Regions from separate parts of the Mus musculus genome. Here region 2 is linked to region 1. Evidence: chromatin loops called from intact Hi-C (ENCODE). Cell type or tissue: left cerebral cortex. All regions are shown on one strand. Each heading gives the region's core, and the rest is flanking DNA. Links, peaks and the distances in the headings are about the cores only. Region 1 overlaps Pde6b (phosphodiesterase 6B, cGMP, rod receptor, beta polypeptide). Region 2 holds the start of Gm10419 (predicted gene 10419).

Region 1 (2,500 bases), core at 1-2,500:
AGGCAGTGTTCATATGGCGCCTCTCACTGCCGTACCCAGGGATGACTTCAAAAACCAACACCATTTCCCTGTAGCTCCCTAGGTACAGACCCAGGATGGCCTGCGAAGGGCTATTCTGGGTCCAGATGGTCATCAGTCCTGACCTTGCTCTGGACTTCCCAGGGTTTGGTGATAGCAGACAGGTCACATGCAGTCATCATCATGGCCCTGTGGACAGACAGACAGCAGACTACCTGTCCTTCTGAGCAGAGAGTAAACATTTTCTCAGCAGCTCTCTGGGACAGTCCTAGGAAAGGTGCTGGTCCCAAGTCACCACCTTGTAGGTGAAGAAGGAAAGCTGAGCTTGAAGCAAGTGGTGGTCAGGGGTGCTAAGGAAGATTCTGGATTCAGTGGTGAGGCCTATGAACCCTTGTGCCGTCTCCGGTCCCTGGGATTAGGGAGGTCTGCAGGGCTAATTGGCCAGCAGTGGACCTGCTACTTACATGACTATCTCCTTTCGTGTGGTCTCTAAGGATAAGTACTCAACCCAACTCTTCTTATCTTCATAGTTCTTAGACTCATCCACAATCTTCTGGAACATTGTTCTCTTCCTGACCCCAAGAAGGAGGGGAGGAGTAGGTGACAGACTGGCCATGGTTATCTATGTCTACTGAGGGCTCTGCCCACACCTCCTGCCTCTGATGCATTCTTACTTGAAGTAGAGGGCCAGGTCGGTGGCAATGATGGCAATGTCCATGAGGTGGATCACATGTTCATGCTGCCGCCGGTTCAGGTTCTGATAGATGTTCAGGCTCTGTGGGGACCATAAGTTGGTGTTGGGTTGTGGCAGAGGTTGTCTGTGGTACTCTTGTTTTTGACTCTCAGGGCCTACTCTGTCTAATCCCCTCACTCGAACCTTGCCTTCACTTATGTGAAGATCAGTCTTATGGCCATCCCTGCCTTCCCTTGGTGTCTACCCTCTGTCAGTGTCCTGGGTCAGATACCTTTGCCCATTTCCATGATCTGTTGTACCCTCTAGTGGCCATTCCTAGCTACTGCCTCCATGACTGCAATTCTGCCCCATGTGGGAACATCTCTAGATGTGAGCCTGTCCTTTAGCACCTCACACTGATAAATCCATGCTGCCCAGGACCTCCTGCTTGTCTACCACAGCCCAGAGGAGAAACAACTCATAACCAAATCAGGAACAAACCTCCTCTGCCAACAGAAACTTCCCAAATTCCAGGTGGTGCCTTTCCAGAATTGAGGAGCCATGTAACTTGGCTAGAGGATTCTGCGATCTGTTGTTTATTTTATTTAACAGGGGAACACAACAAAAGCAATGTTAGAAGGCAGTAGGATGAGGTCTGACCCATGTGGCACTGCATCTTCAAGGTGGTCCATCTCAGTACTGATTGCCAGACTGCAAAGACTCACCCTAAGGACGCGTGATTTATGGTTTACCATGCCCACCACAAGCCTGCCCTCCCCACAGCCTACTTCATCTGGTACAGGTTGTTGGTGCCACGGTGGTCGATGTCGTGGCACAAGCCAGCTGTAACCATGGCGAAGGCCTCTAGGTCAGTGTAATAGCTCTTCAGTTTGCCTGTCTGTGGGAATAGATCCAGTCCTGAGTCCTGTCACTGGCCCAGCTCTCTGGCTCCAGAAGGCAGTGGTTAAAGGGGATGTGGGGTGTCCCAAACCCATCCCTTTGCCCACCCAGGTCCCTTCCACTCATTGCTAGGACTGGATACACACAATTGGCATCCTTGGGCCAGAAGATAGTTAGCTGTGGTCCTTGCCCCAGCCCTCTGATTCATCTAGCCCATCCAATTTACATACGTACCATGAGTAGGGTAAACATGGTCTGGGCTACATTGAAGCCGTGGCGCCAGTTGTGGTAGGTGATTCTTCGATAGGCTTTGCTGACAGAGAATAGAAAGCGCACCAAGACCTGGGGAGCAGAGTACATGTGGGTTCTGAGATCCACATATGAGCCTACACAGCACCATATCAGAGCCTATCCAAGCCTCTCATACTGCTTGCATTAGAGTCTGTTATACCTATTTCTCCACTTCTATCTTGTTGGTCTCAGAGCCCTTGTTCCTTGTTCTCACTGGCCCCTTCCTGTTTGGGAAGGGCTCTCACACCAGAACAAAGAACAGCCCTTGGGAATTTGATGCCTCTCTCTTCCCAAGGTTCAGACTCACAATGGAAAGAGGACCCCTGGCATGTGAGATCTTTTGAGAAAGCAAAAACCAAAACCAACTAAATAACCAACCCAACAACAACAACAACAACAAAAAAACCCATTGGTTTAAGGCCTGAGTGTTTGATTCACATGTGGCCTGTGAGCAGAAAGGTGGGAAGCCTCAACATTTTCTTCAACAAGAGGATGCAGGCTAAGAGAACCCTTTACCCCTTCCATTATGATATTTAGGATCAAATAATTATTTGGAAATATTTTTTATCCCAATGGCTTTCTTTCTGTCTGTTTCCCTTAGCATTTAGTAAAATTTCT
Region 2 (17,141 bases), core at 8,366-10,865, 56 kb after region 1:
ATTTCCTCTCTCAGGATGAACATGAGTCTAGCATCTGCCTCTTGGTGAGAAAACATTGCTTAGAGCCAGGTTGTTACTGTGAGGATCTGGAAGTGGATGGATGCCTACAGGTTGTTCAGCAGGAAAGCAGGATGTGGCTCCAGGTCAGTACAGGTTCAGCTACACACAGCCTGTTTCCAAAGAGCTGTGGCCAGTGTGCCTGGGGCTTCTGTTGACCTGAGGGACAGAGTTTTTGTCTCTAAGGTTGAAGGCTGGGAGCCTACCTGGCTTTGAGGGCAAAGCCTATCCTCTGCACACAGCTGGTGGGTTATGTTAGAACTCCACAGTATATGCTGATACAGGGTCTTTGTGAAGCATTAAAGGAAGGTAGCTAGAATTTCCTCCTCCAGGTACAGTGACCCCAGGCCATGATGAAGCCCAAAGGACATGTGGACGTCCATGATCTATTCTGTAACCAGGGATTGTGTGGACATCCAAGGCCCATGCTGCTACAGAGCCCATGCAGTTGTCTGTGGTCTGTTTCACTGCCTAAGGCCACATTAGTATCTGTGGTCCATGCTGCCTTCAAGGGTCCTGTCTGGGTTCATGGTGGTCCTGATGTGGCTGGGGCCAAATTAATGCCCATGGCCTGTGTTACCACTGAAGGACGGGTAGATGTCCCTGATCTGTGCTGACACCTGAAGCCGTTTTGTTGTCTGTGGGCTGTGATGTCATATGGGACCATGTTGATGTGAGTGACCTGTGCAACCACCTGGGGCCATATTGATGACCGCAGTCCATCTCTGCTGCTGCTTGAGGCCATGTTGGTGTCTGTTTTCTGGACTATGTTGGTGTCCATGGCCCAAAAGGCCATGTTGATATCCTTAGCCTGTGCTGCCACCAAGAGCTATGATGGTCTCAGTGACCTGTGCTTCAGGTGTGTTTGAAGCAGTGCTGGCATTTCAATGAGGAGCTAGTTCTACCCTTCAATTGTCCTTAAGCTACTGACCTGTGGCATTGTTATAAGAATTTAGGGGAAGCCAAAAAGCACCTTCTAAATCGCCAGGGCACGGGGCTACCTTACCCTTATTCCTCTACAGAGATATCACATCTGCAAAAGGATTTTTACCACATGTGGTTCCAGAATGAAAGATGGCATACCACAACCATCCTATAACTAGAAAACGTAAAGAAAACCAAAAGGAGACAGAAAAATGTTTGCTATAAGCCAAACTCATTTGAAGTTGCAACCTCTGCATAAGACAAACTATTAACTTCCAATATCTATTCTAGTTCTTGTGATAATATCATGTTTGGCCTAGCGGCCTTGTCATATCTAATTTTATCGATCTATCTATCTATCTATCTATCTATCCATCAGCTATCTATCAATCAATCAATCAATCTACCAGCTATCTATGCAATCGTTTACTCACTCCTCCATCCATCTATCTATCCATCATTATCAATTCACTCACCTGTATATGGGTAAGCACATATATCTGGGTGAACGATATTGCTTCTTTATTCACTTAGCTATATTTATTAAATATAGCTTTGTTACTTCTGATTGATAGTTAATATTTTACAGTGTGCTGTTGTCACAGTCTTTACAGTTATATTGAAGCATAATTGACAAAATCAAACCTGTATACATTTAGTTTTGTCCCCTGAGTGCAACCATGTCTCTTAAACCCAGGAAAGTCTTCTGACTCTGCCTGGGCTCCTCGGGAGCCATTGCTGGCAACTCCTAGGCTGCTTGTTACATGAAGATTGGAGACTTTATTTGATCCTTGGTCAATGTCTTGCCTTGTTTCATGACTAGCATTTGAAAACCATGCTTGCTGTCCTCTGTCCAGCATTTGAGTTATTTCAAGGGAAGAGAAACCTGCCACCTTTGCTCTTCTATGATTTTGGCAGGAGTCCTTCTTTCCATTGCAACAGTGATCGTTCTCTGCTTGCTTATGATTTCCTGACTCAGATGAAACTTCAGTGAGCAACCCTAAGCCTCTCTGTGAGGGTGTATTTGAAAATCTACAGTGATTGTCCAGCCACCGCATTCACCCTACAGGACGGTTGTGTCTATTTATGTCTGCTAAGCAAAAAAAAAAAAGGCTCCACCTGGACTGTGCAGCCCTGGCTTGGGAAGTCTAGGAATGCAAGGAGATAGTGTGGTAGGCAGCAGCAGCAGCATGATTTCAAATGAGGAAGTGAACACAGGAAACACAAGAACTCCATTTAATGTGTTCCACAGGTAGAAGGAAAGTCCACCCCAACTGTAATGGTGGGAGGCTGGAATATGTGGGAGATAGAGCCAGGACCATTTCTGAAGAAAACCAAAGCAGAGAAGGGTCTTTGTTCCTTGTAGCACAGCATCAGTGCAAACTCCTGCAGAGGTAGTCCAGCAGCATCCTCATGATGGAGATGCAGAATGGCAATTCTCTCTTGGGAGATGTGCCCCACTGATTCTGGATCTCACTAAGACATGGACAGCTGACATGGCTTCCCTGGACTCTTTGCATAAACAAAAAAGTCAGAGGAGACTTAGGTGGATTCCCATTAAGTGCTTCAGCTAGACTCCAAAAGAGACCCTGAAAGACATGTGAACAGCCTTTGAGGTCCATTCAAGAGAGGTTTCTCATACTTCTCAGGACAATTCCTCCTTCCATGTTGGCATTACTCATAAATGGTGTGACTCATTCTAATTTATTGCCTGGATCTGGGGCCTAGGATAGCATCCAAAGCTGTACAGGTCTCCGTGTCCCTGGATTGGCAACAGCACTGGCTGGACACATATTTTGTTCCCCAAATTCCACCTGTGCTTGGTGAAGCAGTGACCCCAAAGGTTACTGTCCTGGTCTCTCTCATATATAGTGTCAGTCTCATATATAGGCACTGGAGTCAGTGCCAGGATAAACTCATTTGTCCCATGGCTCCACCTTGGGGAATGAGTGTTTAGTTAAACAGGTGTGTTAAACATGGCTACCTTCCAGGGAGAAGCCTGGATCAGGAGGCAGAAAGATAGTGGTCTATATGAGTTTAAACACAACAGATCCTGATCTGCCATCCTGTTGACTTAGGACAGCCAACAGATAGCTATGCCTGCATTTGCATGACTCTGGGAGACCATTCTGGTGGGTTTAGGCAGGACAACTAACTGGTCTAAGTGGAAACCTTTAAAGGGCGACCACGAATTTGTCTTTGGTAGGCAGGACCCACAGGCAGTTGAGCATCTCCCTGCATCCACCACAGTGTGTTGTATGTCTTTTTTGAACTCTTGCCAAGGTACCTATCCAGGTAGCTCTTGGCAAGGTGGAGCTCTTCAAGAATGGGAAGTAACAAGCCAAGGAGGTTTTGAAGGGTTCCTGGGTAGATGGCCTCTGGGGACAATCCTTTGGTGGGAAGAGTCTCTGAGTATACTCAGCTAGGGTAGGAGCTATGTGACCAGACTGTAGGAGCTCATTCTCTGAGACACTGCTGGAAAGCCTTCTCCACACACACAAAAAAAGATGAATATCAGTGGCACTGGTATGTCCCTCTTAAATTCTAGCATTCAACTCCCATCAGCTAAAAGGACTAAGCTCCAAAAGATGTTGTTGGAGGATTTGTGGGAGGGCAGCAGGAATTCACTAGCTGGTTTGAGATCAGACCAAGAATATCCTAGGGACTCAGGCAGGGGCCATGTGGTAGTTTGAATAAGAATGCCCCCCCCCACAGGCTCATATTTCTGAATGCTTGGTCATCAGGGAATGTTTGAGAAGGATTAGGAGGCATGGACTTGTTAGAGTAGGTGTGGCATTGTTGGAGGAAATATCTTTCTCTCTGTCTTTCAGTCTCAGTCTCTCTGTCTCTCTCTGTCTCTCTCTCTCTGTTTCTGTCTCTCTGTCTGTCTGCATCTGTCTCTGTCTCTGTCTGTCTGTCTGTCTGTCTGTCTCTGTCTGTCTCTGTCTGTCTCTGTCTCTCTCTCTTTCTCTCTCTCTCTCCAGTACCATGTCTGCCTGCATTCTACAATGTTCCCTGCTATGATGATATTAGACTATGCTCAGAAACTCTAAGCAAGCACCCAGGTAAATTTTTTCCTTTATAAGAATTGCCAATGTCATGGTGTCTCTTCAAAGCAACAGCACTGTGACTAAGACAGGCCATGAGGGAATATTTGTGGTTTGAACTCCTAAAAGCCTTGGAACCAAACCCTGAGCAGCTCTCACCACAGACTTTATCACTCTCTAACCAGGAACTTCTCTAAGGTGACACATCTGGTCACATAATTTCCTAATGTTGTTCTCTCACACTTTGAGAAGGAAATCAGCACAGTCGGCCCAGACTCCAGTACAGCAAGTCTCCTGAGAGCATTCCAAGCTATAGCCCAGTGGGTCTCAACCTTCCTAATGCTGTGACCCTTTAGTACAGTTCTTCATTATGTGGTGACCCCAGCAGTAAAATTATTTCATTGCTACTTTTATAACTGTAATTTTGCTACTGTAATGAATTATAAATATCTCATATGCAGGATATCATAGATGACCCCCCAAAGGAGTCATAACACACAGTATGAGAACCACAATGATAGACCATTATGGCGATTACTTCATAGTTTACATTCTTTAAACTTTAATCGAGTAAATTTTGAAAACTAGCTACACAAGTATTCATCGACCATCTACCTTGTGCCAGATGCTATTCTTGGCACTGAGAACAATAAATGAACAAACAGGCCTCCACCTTTGTGTCCCTGAGACTCAATGGTTAAATAGTTAAGTTTACTTGGTGAGTTCCAGGCTATTGATAGACCCTGTCTCATTTTTTTTTAAGTCAACTTTTTATGAGAAAACAGATCTTAGGTCCCTGCAGGTACCTTGAACATAGGTAGTAGGACAAAGTGAGCCAGGGAGTAAGGGTGATAAGGGAGAAACCTCACAAAATTGCTTTTGTTCACTCTGAAGGAGACCAAAAACATTTTTGAGTAGCAGCTGCTGTAAGTGACTCTCACTTCAAAGGTTGGCTGTTCCCTGAGGACTGGAAAGATGACAATAGGCATAGAGAGGAGATACAGGTACCAGTGACTCCAGAGCAGTTGCTTCCCATCCGGCTGCTATTGGCTAGGGCCTGGTGTGGACAATGAGGACAACTCTACAAGTTTAGCAAAGCAGCTGCAAGAGTGAGTTTCTGTCACCTGAGTGCAGGGGTTGGGATGCATCCTGTCTTTGTTTGAAGATGAGATACAAAGATAATTTCATTGCGCTAAAATGAGGCCTTGATATTGTTGATGACAACAGGAGGCTGGAATCTAACCTGGGGTTCCAGGGAAAAATTTGAAGTGAATCATAAGTTTGGGAGTTATCAGTCAGTAGTTTGTTTCTTACATTTAGGAGGCTGGGTGACAGAGGAGGAGGGTCAAGCTCAGCCTTGTAGGCAGGCATCTGCTTGACCCCATTTAAGGCAGCATCCCTTCTCACAAGCCCGTGTTTGTTGTGTTAGACCTTAGCCTGTAGTAAGGCACTTCCTTAACTACCTGAAGGATGTTTTTCTCTCCTGCAAAACTGTTTCAAGAAGCAGGAGCTGTGCCTTCCCTGCTAATTATTCCCAGACACTCAGAGCATCTTGGTGGTCTGCTAAATCATTAGAAAATGAGCAGCCACAGGATCGGAGGTCATACAATCCTTTCCTGTATTTGTTTTCACTTGTTTCACATGTAAAATAATGTGAGAAAGTATTGTTTTGGTGGATCAAAATGTGAAAAATGGTTCTATAACCTTATTAAATCCATGCCATTACTTGAGCTAACATAAATTTTTTATTAGCAATTTAATGAGCCAGTGAAATGGCTCAGCAGGTAAAGGCACCGATGACCTAATTTGGTCCCTTGGACCCACAAGGTGCAAGGAGAAAATCAAGTGTTCTCAGTTGTCCTCTGACCTCTACAACTTCCCCACTACACTTGCATTCCCACACGCAAATGCACAGCACAATGAGCAAATAAATGCAATTTTAAAAATTGAAAATATTTCATTAGCATTTTCTTATACAAGTTTGGAAATAACATTTTAAACGAGAGCACTTATCTGCTTTTTATTTTATAACTTCAATGTGACTTGCTATTTCTTGCAAAATCCACTGTTTTTCTAACTCTCACTGACAACAGTATTGCAAAATTAGGACATGAATAAACCCTGATTACATCTGACTCAGCAAAATGCTTGCTCCCGTCGCTGACAAGAGGGTGCTGCTCTGATTCGGATGTTGTGTGCTGTTTTCACATAAGTTGATGAGTTCCAGGGAGGACAAGAGGGAATCATGTTGAAATGCCTTTCATTAGAGATGTACAATGTGCATACTATTACTGCACAGGTGATAGCTCCCAAAACACGAGAAGAAATGTGTTCAGAATTTAAAATGGTGGCTACAGCCGCAGTCTGGTGTCCACCCATCTCTGGTCTGCATCGCTCATCTTGCCCTTCACTTTACAAGTAAGCTACATAAGCAGCCCCAGTCAGATTTGCATTGCTGGCTCATTTCTGTGGTATAAATTCTCCTGCTATGCAAATCACAAGCCATCACCCAGAGCCACTGAGCAAGGGGTTGGGAGAGACAGAATATACATTTTTTTTAACTTGATACAATTTCAGAAAACAGTTAAGATAAAAGTATGGTAAAGATAGAAAATTGTTGCTTTAAGTATTTGTTATCCATATTTTAATATATTTAATTGTAGGTTTATATCATTTATTTTTACTTGGGCATGGCCAGCTTCACCAAGACTTCAACCTCCGAAGACCCCTTCAAGATGACGCTTCTGAGTCATACTCCCTATCTGTTTCAAGTAAGCTAGCATCTGAGCTCCAAATCCCACAATAGGATGCCCAGAACCACTACAATGCAGGTGTTTCTTGGAGTCATGCTGTCCCATGTACACTTAAAAAAAAAAGTCTTTCCCAAGACAGCTGCCTATTTGGCAGAACTCTCTGGAGCTATGAACATTACAAGAAAGACTGTGAGGTCCTTCTGTGGCACAAATCTAGACCCACACTGGAGAAGTTATGGTTGTCTAGCTGAACTTATAGCTTGAACAGTGATGAGTTTTTTTTTTTTAAGAGATTAGGCGTATAAAGTATAATTCGTGCTTAGACCATTACAGGAGAATCCATAGGGCCAAAGTATGCCAAATTTTAGGTAGTCATGCTTCTATTCACTGTTGATAAAATGATAATTAGATAGAGACCACATGATTTTTTAAAAAGCTAACCAAGGGTGTGTGTGTGTGTGTGTGTGTGTGTGTGTGTGTGTGTGTGTGTGTGCACGCGTGTGCGCGAGTGCCTGCATGCATGCTTTACTGAAAATAAGTGAAAGTGTTGATAGCATTCATAACTGAACAATGCAAAGTAAAGCCACAGTGAGAAGCTATATATGGATGCCAGGCTGGCCAACACACTAGGGAGGCTGACAGCACCCGGTGTTGCTAAGAACACAACCCAGGAGTGAACACATGGGGGCATGAAAAATGATTCTAGTTAACAATCTTCTGTTTTCTTGAAAGATAAACGTAACTGTGTGGTGCAAGCCAGCAATCCCACTCCTACTGCAGACCTAAGCCTGCATGATACCACGTTTGAGTAGTAGCTCAGTCACACCACAGAAAAAGCTGGAATGTCCATCATGTCGTGAATGGAGAAACACTTTTTACTAGAATTCTATTCAGCAATAAGTACATTCAATCGATTCTTGCAAGAGTTTGGACAAGTCTGAAAGGCACTGAAACCAGGCAGACAAGATTGTCCACTGCATGCAACCATGCATAGGAAATACTGTAATAAAACCTTTAGCACACGGACCTGGTGTGGGGAAACGCTGAGCTTAGCATTTGCAGAAGCTGGAACAGCAGTGAGTCCAGAGGTGGTCGTTTGTATAAATGTAGACAACTGTCCAAACTCATGGAAGTGTACAGCTAAAAAATCAATGGTTCTTATTGTACATAAATTTCACCTCAACGGGAAACAGGCAAATAAAAACAAAGATGGTATTAATCAGACAGGGCGATTTCACCCCCAGGTTACTCAACTGCATGTCTCCGTGATTCAGGACACACAAACAAGAAGCAATATGTTGTTTACTGCAGTGAAATGGGTAAGCTGCTGGGCTTCATTATCAGCAATGAGTGAGCTATCGCTGTGTACAGCGTCATGGACACACTTCACAAACATACGTGGAACAAAAGAGGCCAGGCATGGAGAATCAATCATCTCTCTGATTCTCTGCAAAATTAAAAAACAACAACAAATAAACAAACAAACAAAACAAGACAAACCAAGCCAACTAAAATGGCTAGCAATGGATTCCTTCTTATAAATATCTAAGCAAGTTCAGGAAGACAGCTCTGGTGAGCTGGCAGCTTCTGGGCTGCATCCTCCTCGGGCACTTCCATCTTCAAGAAGCCAGATAAATGCTTATTTCTATGTCATGAAGACATCACATGTATATTTAATATTTTCTGTGATTACATTCTATAAGACGAAAGCTTTTAACGTAATAAGAAACACAGTTGTGTCTCTGAGAACTCATAGCCATGGTTTTATGGGTTCTTTGGAAGACTCACAGCTGGGTGTTTTGCACAGAGATGCCTGCACTGCCTGTGTGAAGTGACAGATTAACATGGCTATTCCTGGAAAAACGGGGGTGAGGATTAACAGTGAAAATTTCAACTATTTGGCCAGTTACGATGTGTGAATGCTTGTCCCCAGAATTCATGGGCTAGAAATGTGACCCCCAAAGTCATATGCTCACGGTGTTTGGTGGGTTCTCTGGGATATAATTAGTTGAGTGGTTTTGTCATGGAAGGAACTCTCTGGTTGCTCTGTCTTGCCATGTGATACCCTATACCATTCTGCAGCACAAAGACTTCACAGTAGCAAGCACTTCTGAAGTGTGAGCTAAATAAACCGTTGTTCTTCATAAATGTCATGGCATTCAGTTATAGTAAAAGAAGGTAGACTAAGACATATGTTATAAAATAAAAAAAATACTTTAAAAAGTGATGGAGTAGAAAAAATTAAAAGCTCGGCTAATTGAATCAATATTCTAGGAGATGAAGTTTTGAATGTTAGTAAACACATAAATATTAAAAAGTAAGACTTGAAAGTGAAACTATTCCCTAATCAGTAATTGCTGCTGCACTTCTTCCTTCCTTTCTTTTTCCTTCTTTTTTTTGGGGGTGGGGGGTGGGTGGGTCGAGTCAGGGTTTCTCTGTGTCGCCCTGGCTGTCCTGGAACTCACTCTGTAGACCAGGCTGGCCTCGAACTCAGAAATTACCCTGCCTCTGCCTCCCAAGTGCTGGGATTATGCTGTTGCATTTCTGCCATGTCTTTTCTGGGTGTAGAGCCTCTTCCTTGTTTTTAGTGTGGGAGAGTGAGATCTGCCCCCAGACGGCTGCCAGACCTGCCCCGGCTCTGTAGGAACTTGGTCAGTTGCTGATGATGTGATTTTCTGGAAAAGTAGCAGAGCTATTCCTTGCTGGTGTGGTTCTTTCTGGAGTTGCTCTCTCTCCTTCCTGCCTCTGACCCTCCAGGTCACTGGACTGCAGATAGATAGACTGCAGCTACCCTTGGTCCCCTCCTTGGCTCTGCAAGTGGAAGTCGAGGGGGGCTCACAACAGAGCATGGTGAGCTCTTCCTTGGTGAAAGAATCCTGAAATAAAACAATTCAGTCTGCTCTAAAATTCTACATGGGTTAGTTTCAATGCCATCCCTGGTTTCATTGTCATGGGACAGAGATTGCCCCTCCCACTTTCTGCCGACCACTAGTCCTTTTAGAAGGAATGCTGAGCGGAAGCTGCAGGGTGGAAGCTGCAGGGTGGCTCCCAGCACCTGTGATTTTGCACGATGTTTAGGGAGGGAGCTCCTCTAGTTCCCCTAGATTCCAAGCAGCAGACCTCCTTCTCATTACACACCAGGATGCTCTCCTGAAATCTCTGCCCTCAGAAGAAAATTGAATTGGTTTAGCTTAAAGATCCTCCTCAGTGAGTTGCCCTCTCCCTGTTACTGCCCAAGTAAGGTAAGCCCTCAGCTCCTTCCCTTATCCCCAGCACTGAAGAGACAGCTCCCCTGTTTGCAGGCTCCTGACCCCATGCACCCCAAAGAACGTTTGTTGCATCACAGACACATGTACAAACTCATCTATCCCCAGAAATTAGTTGGAACTGCCCTTACCCGGCCATTTCCAATCCCACCTGATAGGTAAGATTTATTTGTATACAGGGAAATCCTGCACCGTGGGGATCCTCTGCAGGGGTGCAGGGGTTGGAACCAGGAAGGCAGGCAGCTGGGGAAGCATAGCCTGCACACAGAGCCTGGGTTTCTGTTCCAATTCCAGTCACTAATTTACTAATGGAAAGTGCTACTGGGGATAAGAGAAGTCCTACATCGACGGTTGTCCTGTGAAGTGAGTAAAAGAAAGTGCCTGGATGCATCTTGTCAGACAAGCTTCCTTCCGACAAAACTGAGGCAATTAAGAAATATGATAATAAAAAAAAAAAAAAAGAAATATGATAATACAATTTGAGAAATGAGGAGGCAATATCAGGTGAGAATCATTATGGAGTGTGAATATACCCTAAAGGGGGAAACACCGCGTTCACGGGCCCTGTGGTGAGTATAGAAATGGAAAGATTGTAAGGGGGTGGCAGTGCCCATCTAGAGGAGAAGCAACCCAAAACAGCACTTCTACCGAGTGCTCTGAGGGTAGAACATATCCCCACAGCCCCGCTCAACTCTTCCATCTTAAGATCGGACCTCACCCTTCAAGGATGAGGTGGCTTCAATTCCTTCCTCCTCAAGACCAGCCAGCCACAGGGGTCCCATGTGGGGAGCAGAGAGGCAGCTCTGCAACGCGCAGCAGCTCCAAATCTCGTTTCCCTGGAAACTGGAAGAACTGTTGGAAGTTTGCACTGAGCTCTGCTCTCAAGCGTGGGCGCCACGATCCTTACGTACAAGGGCTCGCGGAGCCTCCTGGGCCACGCGCCAAGCTCGCGGAGGTAGGTCTGCGCCTTTGCTTTCTGGCGAGTCATCCTTCACCAGGCGCAGGACCGGCATGCTGCTGTTTCAAATTCTGCTCCTCCTGCTAAAAATACAGAGTCAGGCTCGCTATGAAGCTATGGCCCGAAGTGAAACCCACGCAAACGTCCGGGAGTCTTTGGAAGGCCTCCATACACCCACTAGCAAGTAGCTTCCCGGAAGGGTGGGCAAGAGCCCCCGAGCTGCCTCGGAGAAATGGGTGCGGCTTCCCCAGGCAATACAGCTCTTGGTTTTGGGAGGGTCTCTGACCTTAAGGAGCAAAAAATAGTAAAGTCCCCAGGCCTTTTCCTGACTTGAACCTGCTGTGGGAAAGACCGATGCGCAGGCGCGTTCTCTCCACCGCTCCCTCTTCCCCGCGCTCGCACCCGGCTTCTCCCAGCCCTAGCTTACGGCGCAGCCACGGCAACCAGCGGTTCCGAGGCTGCTGCGCAGGCGGCCTAAAATCACCCACACCCGGGACTGCGGACCAGAGCGAGGTTGCCGGCGGGAGGCCTCCAGTGGTCCAAGTCCAGATTTGGGCTACTACAGCATTTTCCCTTCTCGCGCACTCTAGCGCAGGCAGAATTTATTCACTTGAGTGTGACTGCCAGATCTGAAAACAGAACTGGACTCAAAGCTGAACTCACCTGAGGTTTTCTCCCCAAGACTTACTTCATCCTGGCCTTGCTCCATGGCTGGTCCTCTGAGAGAAATCTCAGGCCAATTCTCCCGTATACCCTATTCACAATCCCTACAATACTCTACCCACGCCTCAAGGCAACACCTTTTCTTGCACATTCACCACACACACACACACACACACACCACGCTTGGACATTGCCCATACTCTGTGTTCACCCTACGCACATCTTGGAATGCTCCCCGCTCCCCGCCACAAAACATATAAGGGCACACCACCCTCACATACCCCATACTATATACATTCTATGCATACCCTTCATACATGTACACAACACACTTTCCTACATGTCAGCACTTCCCAAAGAAACATACTTCGTCCTCCATCCCCGAATACCCTGCCCACTCTCCTCCATTCCTTCTGAACACATCCCCCTTCCCCATTTCTTCCTCCAGGCTCTCCCTCATACCTATTTATTGCTGTACCCTCACCAACTTCTTCGGTTTTCTCAGTCCAGTCAGGTGGGCGTGGAGTCAAGCTGCCCAGTGCATTGGGAAAAGCGAACTCAGGGCGTGCAGAGGTGGGAGGTCCTGGGGGTGGGGCCCAGGGGGGTCCCAGGAGAAGGAGGCCTGGGTGGAGTGGCAGTCCTAAGGCGGCGAGCTCTGGACAGCGGCATTGCCAGGGGGGAGGGCAGGAAGGCGGAGACTTAGCGAGGGCCCCCTCTCCTAGGGGAGGTCCGGAGGGGCGTCCTGGGGGCCAGAGGGTCGGGAGGGGGCCGCGGAGGGTGGTGTCAGGGAGAGGCGCGCGGGGCCGCGGGGAGGGGGGGCCGCGCGTCCGGGGATCGGCGCCGCGGTCTGGGGAGGGGGCGCGCGCACCTTGCGGTTTTCCGCGCCGGCTTGATTCCCGGTGCGGGGTCGCGGCGGCGGCGGGAGGCGGAGGATGCGGGCTCCAGTGACAGCGGCGCGAGCCCGGGAGGACGCGGGAGGATGAAGAGGAGGCCGGCGGTCCGGCCGCGCGGCGCCGGGAGGAGGCGCAGGCGGCGGGGGCGGCGGCGGGCGGCGGCGGGCGCGCCGGGTGCGGGCCGGCTCCGGCGCGGAGGATGAAGTGGAGCGTCCGCGGGGCCTGCGCCGCGCTTTCCTCCTGCCTGCTGCTCGCCTGCGCGCTCAGCGCCGCCGCCGTCGGCCTCAAGTGCTTCTCACTGGGCTCCGAGCTGCGCGGGGAGCCGTTCCGGCTAGGGGCGGCCGCCGGAGCCTTTTACTCGGGGTTGCTGTTGGCTGCCGGCCTCTCTCTGCTCGGCGCCGCCCTGCTGTGCTGCGGGCCCCGGGAGGCGCCCCTCGCCGGGTCAGGGGCCGGGCCCGGCCCGGGACTCAGGGTCCCCGCATCTCCAGCTGGCGCTCCGGAGCCCTCTCCTGGAGAAACGCGGGCGGCTGCCGGGCCCTCGGGACCGGTGAACAGCCAAAACCTGCTGCTCCTAGGCGTCCTGGTCTTCATGCTTGGGGTTCTCAGCGCCTTTGCGGGAGCAGTGATCGACGGCGACACGGTGTCCCTGGTGGAACGCAAGTACTCCCACTATTGCCTGCCCCCGCGCACGCCGGCCGCTGGCCCTGGCCAGGGCACTGGCTCTGTAGCCCCAGGCACAAACACGCAGCGCTCCCGCAGCAACCTGGACAGCAACACGACCGCCAAATGCCGCCAGTTGAAAGACTACCAGCGCGGCCTGGTGCTCTCTACTGTATTCAACTCGCTCGAGTGCCTGCTGGGCCTGCTCAGCCTCCTGCTGGTCAAGAACTACAAGTCGTCGCAGGCCCGGCGCGGCCGCAGGGGCCGGCGGAGGGCAAGCCGATCTTTGGGGCGACAACGGGGCGGACCCGGGCTCCGCGCTCAGCCGCTAGCCTCCCGGACCCGGCGCGGCCGCCGGGGCAAAAGGGGGCGGCGGCTGCAGCCACGGCCCAGCGAGGCCTCCATCCTATCCCCGGAGGAGTCCGACTTCACCACCCCAGGAGATTGCGCGAGCTTCGCAGCGCACCACGCTGTGTCCTACATCAACGTGGGCGTCTTCCACGCGTTTGACGAGGCGGGCGTGGAGGTGTGCTGTGGCGGGCACCCGTCGGTGGAACTGCCAGGGTATGCGCCCTCGGACCCCGACCTCAACGCCTCCTACCCCTATTGCTGCCGGCCGCCCTGTGAGATGGCGCGCCCTTGGGAGCCTAGCCGAGCCTGCTGAGTTCAGGCCCGATTCCCCACAAGACACCCAAAAGGGCAGCAGTCAGGCGTTGCGTGGTGTTGTGCCTGCGTGGGGCTTGGCACTTATTCTGGCCCGGCCTTGTGATATCTGCCAGACTCTAGGTCACTATATGGTATTCTCCTTTCTGTGTGAGGAGGTGTCTCCTTTCTGTGTCGTTCATATCCGGACTCCATTTAAAGTTTACAATAAATGTTTGGGGTGGGCTCGCCGATCACACTTCTCTTAGGCAAGTCCATACCCCAGGACTGTGCTTGGAGGTCCTGGGTCGAATGGGCAAGAACAGAACGCCTAGCAAAGGTGATTTCCTGTAGAGGACCTCAGCTGAGAGTGCAAAGCAGTTGGAACTGTAGGAACAGAAGTAAAGACCAACCAACAGCAACACTTTGTACCCGGATGTGCCTGCTTCTGTCGACACTTTCTTACTGTAAAGCTCTCCATAAACAGTGAAAATGTTTGGTAAATTTATTGCAATTTGACATTGGTGAGTTCCTTTATTAAATTGATTGCTATGTTATTGGAGAATGTCCATCAGCTTGGAATTGGAGGATGTCTACATGCAAATCAGCATGGGGGAGAGTGGCTGAATTGGGACATACAAATGCTGAGTTAGAACAGCTGTGTTCTGCTAGCTGGTTGACTAGGTCCAACCTGTCTCTGAGCTAACAGCTGTGTGAAGAGACACTGATGCCAGACCCCTGCATTTCAGTTTTTGGAACCGGTTGTGTGGTTTCTACTGCAAAGCAGTAGGCTTTATTTTTGGTTAATACATATGAACAGTTTAATCCTATTTTAAAAAAATCAAAGTCTTAGTTTTTCTGCAAAATAATTTTCCTGTTAACTCAATAATCTGGTGATTTTAACTATATAGCATTTCATTTAAATACACCACTCTAATAGCCTTAATGAATGTGAAGGACATACCTTTAAGTGAGTATAATATGCGTGTAACCATTTACACACAATATGAAATGAGTTCTATATGACTGGAGTGTCTCCATCCTTCTGGTGGGCTGGCTGGGAGCCAAGCAGGCTTTAAGTGTTGGGAAAAGGTGATCTGACCTCCATGTGCCTGGACCTGTGAGACCAGGCAGGTGGTGCCTCACAGATGAGTTGGGAGCAGAGCTCTGACCCATGTGGAGGAGGGGAACAGCTCCTCTGCACGTGCCAAGCGCCACAGGCTACAAGAGTAACGGAAACCCTGAGCAGTGTCTTCAGTGTGCAAACGGCTACTTCTGTGCAGAGGAGGCACAGTTCCCAGTCACAGGCTGTGTGATAAGGCCTTTCCTCAACTCCCAGATGCCCTGCTCAGAGCTCCCCCTGTATCCCTGGTGACTGTAAGCATCCTACCCCAGTTACAACCTGGCTAGCTGCCCTCTACAGCTAGGACACTAGAGGAGGAGGTTGCCCAATCCCATTTCCATGAAGAACAGTGAGGTCTGACACCAGCCACGGGCCAAGCTGCTGAGGACTGGTCTTGCCTCTGCTTAGACATTTCCTCTGAAGCTTGAGGATCTGATCAAAGCATCAACAAGTTCAGTCTTGGCAGCTGTATTTAAAGCCACCCCAAGGAAGCCATCACTCGTGCTCTTTGCATTCTCGCCTCTATCAGACCTTTGATCTTTTGGGGCAAGGAGAGAGAAGAGGCTAAAGCTCCTGCTGAGGTCCATTCCGTCCAGCTCTCCAGCTTAAGCAGAAATGTTGCAAATGGCAGTGTACACTGACTTAAGATGCTTTCTCTTATCTACCCAAATCCAAACATGTGATGTGGATGGACGTTTACAGCTGAGAGCAACGACCTCACAGGTGGCTACTGGCCATTCTCCTGGGTCCACTCAAAAGCCTGTGGATTCCCACAAGCAGCCTAGGTGGAGTGGGTCTATGGGTTGCATAGATGCATCAAGATCCAAACTGGTCCTTTGGTCCCCCACCCCCGAGACATTTAGTCATGCACATTTCACATAGCTCTAAACCTTAAATGCCTCATGAGTCTTTTAAATTGTCTATTAAGGTCAGTAGTCTCTCTACATTTTAGGTGTTTTGTTTTCTTTTGTTTTTTGAACAGAAGTTTTGTAGAGAGGACTTGGGTGGACAAACCCAGATACCAGGGAAGGCATTGTGACATTTGTGTATATTGTCAGTTCAGGGCAACAAGGGGAACCTGGGGTGTGGGAGGTGAGGGCTTTCCCTTACACCTCTCAAGACAAATGAATTACATGAATGTTTCAAGATTTGGTGTTCCTAACTCCCAAGTACATAAATATCACTAGCTCCACTTTTCCAAGGTGGATATGAGATATGTGGGGTAGCAAAGTTTCACTTTCAAAGTTTACTGGAGAAAAAGAATTCTTGTTCTTGTTATTGTTAAAAGTCAGCTCTCAGGGAACCTGGTGTGGAGAGAGGGTCTTAAGACTGTTACCACCTCGCTTTACATTCTAACGCACAGCAGTTTGATTCGTGTCTGCGCTTCTTCAATGAAGTTTTAAGTAGTTGTCCAAAGCTAATTCATTGTGTTACTTGGCCCTTTTTTACATGTTTTTACATGCTAAGTATTAGTTGTAAGGCACTGTTTGCTCAGCAGGAGAAGCTCACTGTCCTTAGGGCTGGGGGGTTAGTTTTAAGAGGTAAGGACACAGCATGAACTTGGGCAGATGTCAAACAAGCCATGTTTTATTACAGAATCAGTGGACATTGGTGCCTGGGTTTTTAATGCATTGCCTCAGAAGGATGTTCTGTTCTGGGTGACATGAAGTAATACTACACAGCTGAGCCTTCGGATGAAAATTCAGTTAAACAATCATTTAACAACCATTTAATCAGCCAAATGATTGTTTGTGAATTCAAAGTGCTGATGCCTGACAATCTGATGCAGAAAAGGAGGAAACCTTGAGACCATATGCACACATGCATGTGTATATGCATGTGCACACCAGGATGCACGTTCCACACAACAGAACGTGAGTGATTCTGCATACAGAAACATGTACATAAGTGTTTATGCTCGATAATGAATGCACATACCCATGTGCATATTTTCATGAACAAGTACATATAACCTCTTGCATGTTTGAGGGCCAGGCCAAATAAGTGACATCTGGGGCATCAGAGACAGAGTGGAATCCATTCTTGGCTTTGTGGGCTGGCTGTGGGCCCTTGATCTTGTATTTCTCTCTCTGCTGCAGTATTATGTCATAGGATGAACATGCAGGAACCTCTGAGGCCATGGCTAAGTGGGAAC

What was found. Hi-C counts contacts between places; a loop is a spot of excess contacts. Peaks named below come from ENCODE experiments on the same cell type or tissue, not always from the same donor. Only the 100,000 strongest peaks of a DNase experiment are listed, where the experiment ranks them.
Region 2: it touches region 1 in a loop (5-fold over the local background); 5 of 42 quality-filtered maps call a loop at or near these places.

What each region holds. Positions count from the first base shown.
Region 1 is chr5:108,425,887-108,428,386 of GRCm38, reverse strand. Pde6b (phosphodiesterase 6B, cGMP, rod receptor, beta polypeptide) reads right to left here. Exons shown (of 22, transcript NM_008806.2): 13 at 1,826-1,933; 14 at 1,480-1,589; 15 at 1,193-1,280; 16 at 693-793; 17 at 483-590; 18 at 144-207. It overlaps Gm34204 (a long non-coding RNA gene), which reads left to right. Exons shown (of 3, transcript XR_880561.2): 1 at 1-1,559. Among named protein-coding and RNA genes, the nearest start is that of Gm34204, 2.1 kb to the left of the region's middle. In left cerebral cortex, for the core only: a CTCF peak has its summit at 1,021 (motif pointing left); a DNase peak (open chromatin) is centred at 1,017.
Region 2 is chr5:108,363,303-108,380,443 of GRCm38, reverse strand. It overlaps Gm10419 (predicted gene 10419), which reads right to left and starts at 12,507. Exons shown (of 3, transcript NR_166481.1): 1 at 12,131-12,507; 2 at 10,766-11,088; 3 at 5,961-8,228. It overlaps Gm42517 (predicted gene 42517), which reads left to right and starts at 12,527. Exons shown (of 1, transcript NM_001374743.1): 1 at 12,527-14,889. The coding sequence starts at 12,761. The coding sequence ends at 13,885. It overlaps 9330198I05Rik (RIKEN cDNA 9330198I05 gene), which reads right to left. Exons shown (of 4, transcript NR_155521.1): 4 at 16,579-17,141. In left cerebral cortex, for the core only: no CTCF peak of the experiment used is centred there; DNase peaks (open chromatin) are centred at 9,398 and 9,764; H3K4me3 peaks cover 843 bases; H3K27ac peaks cover 1,315 bases.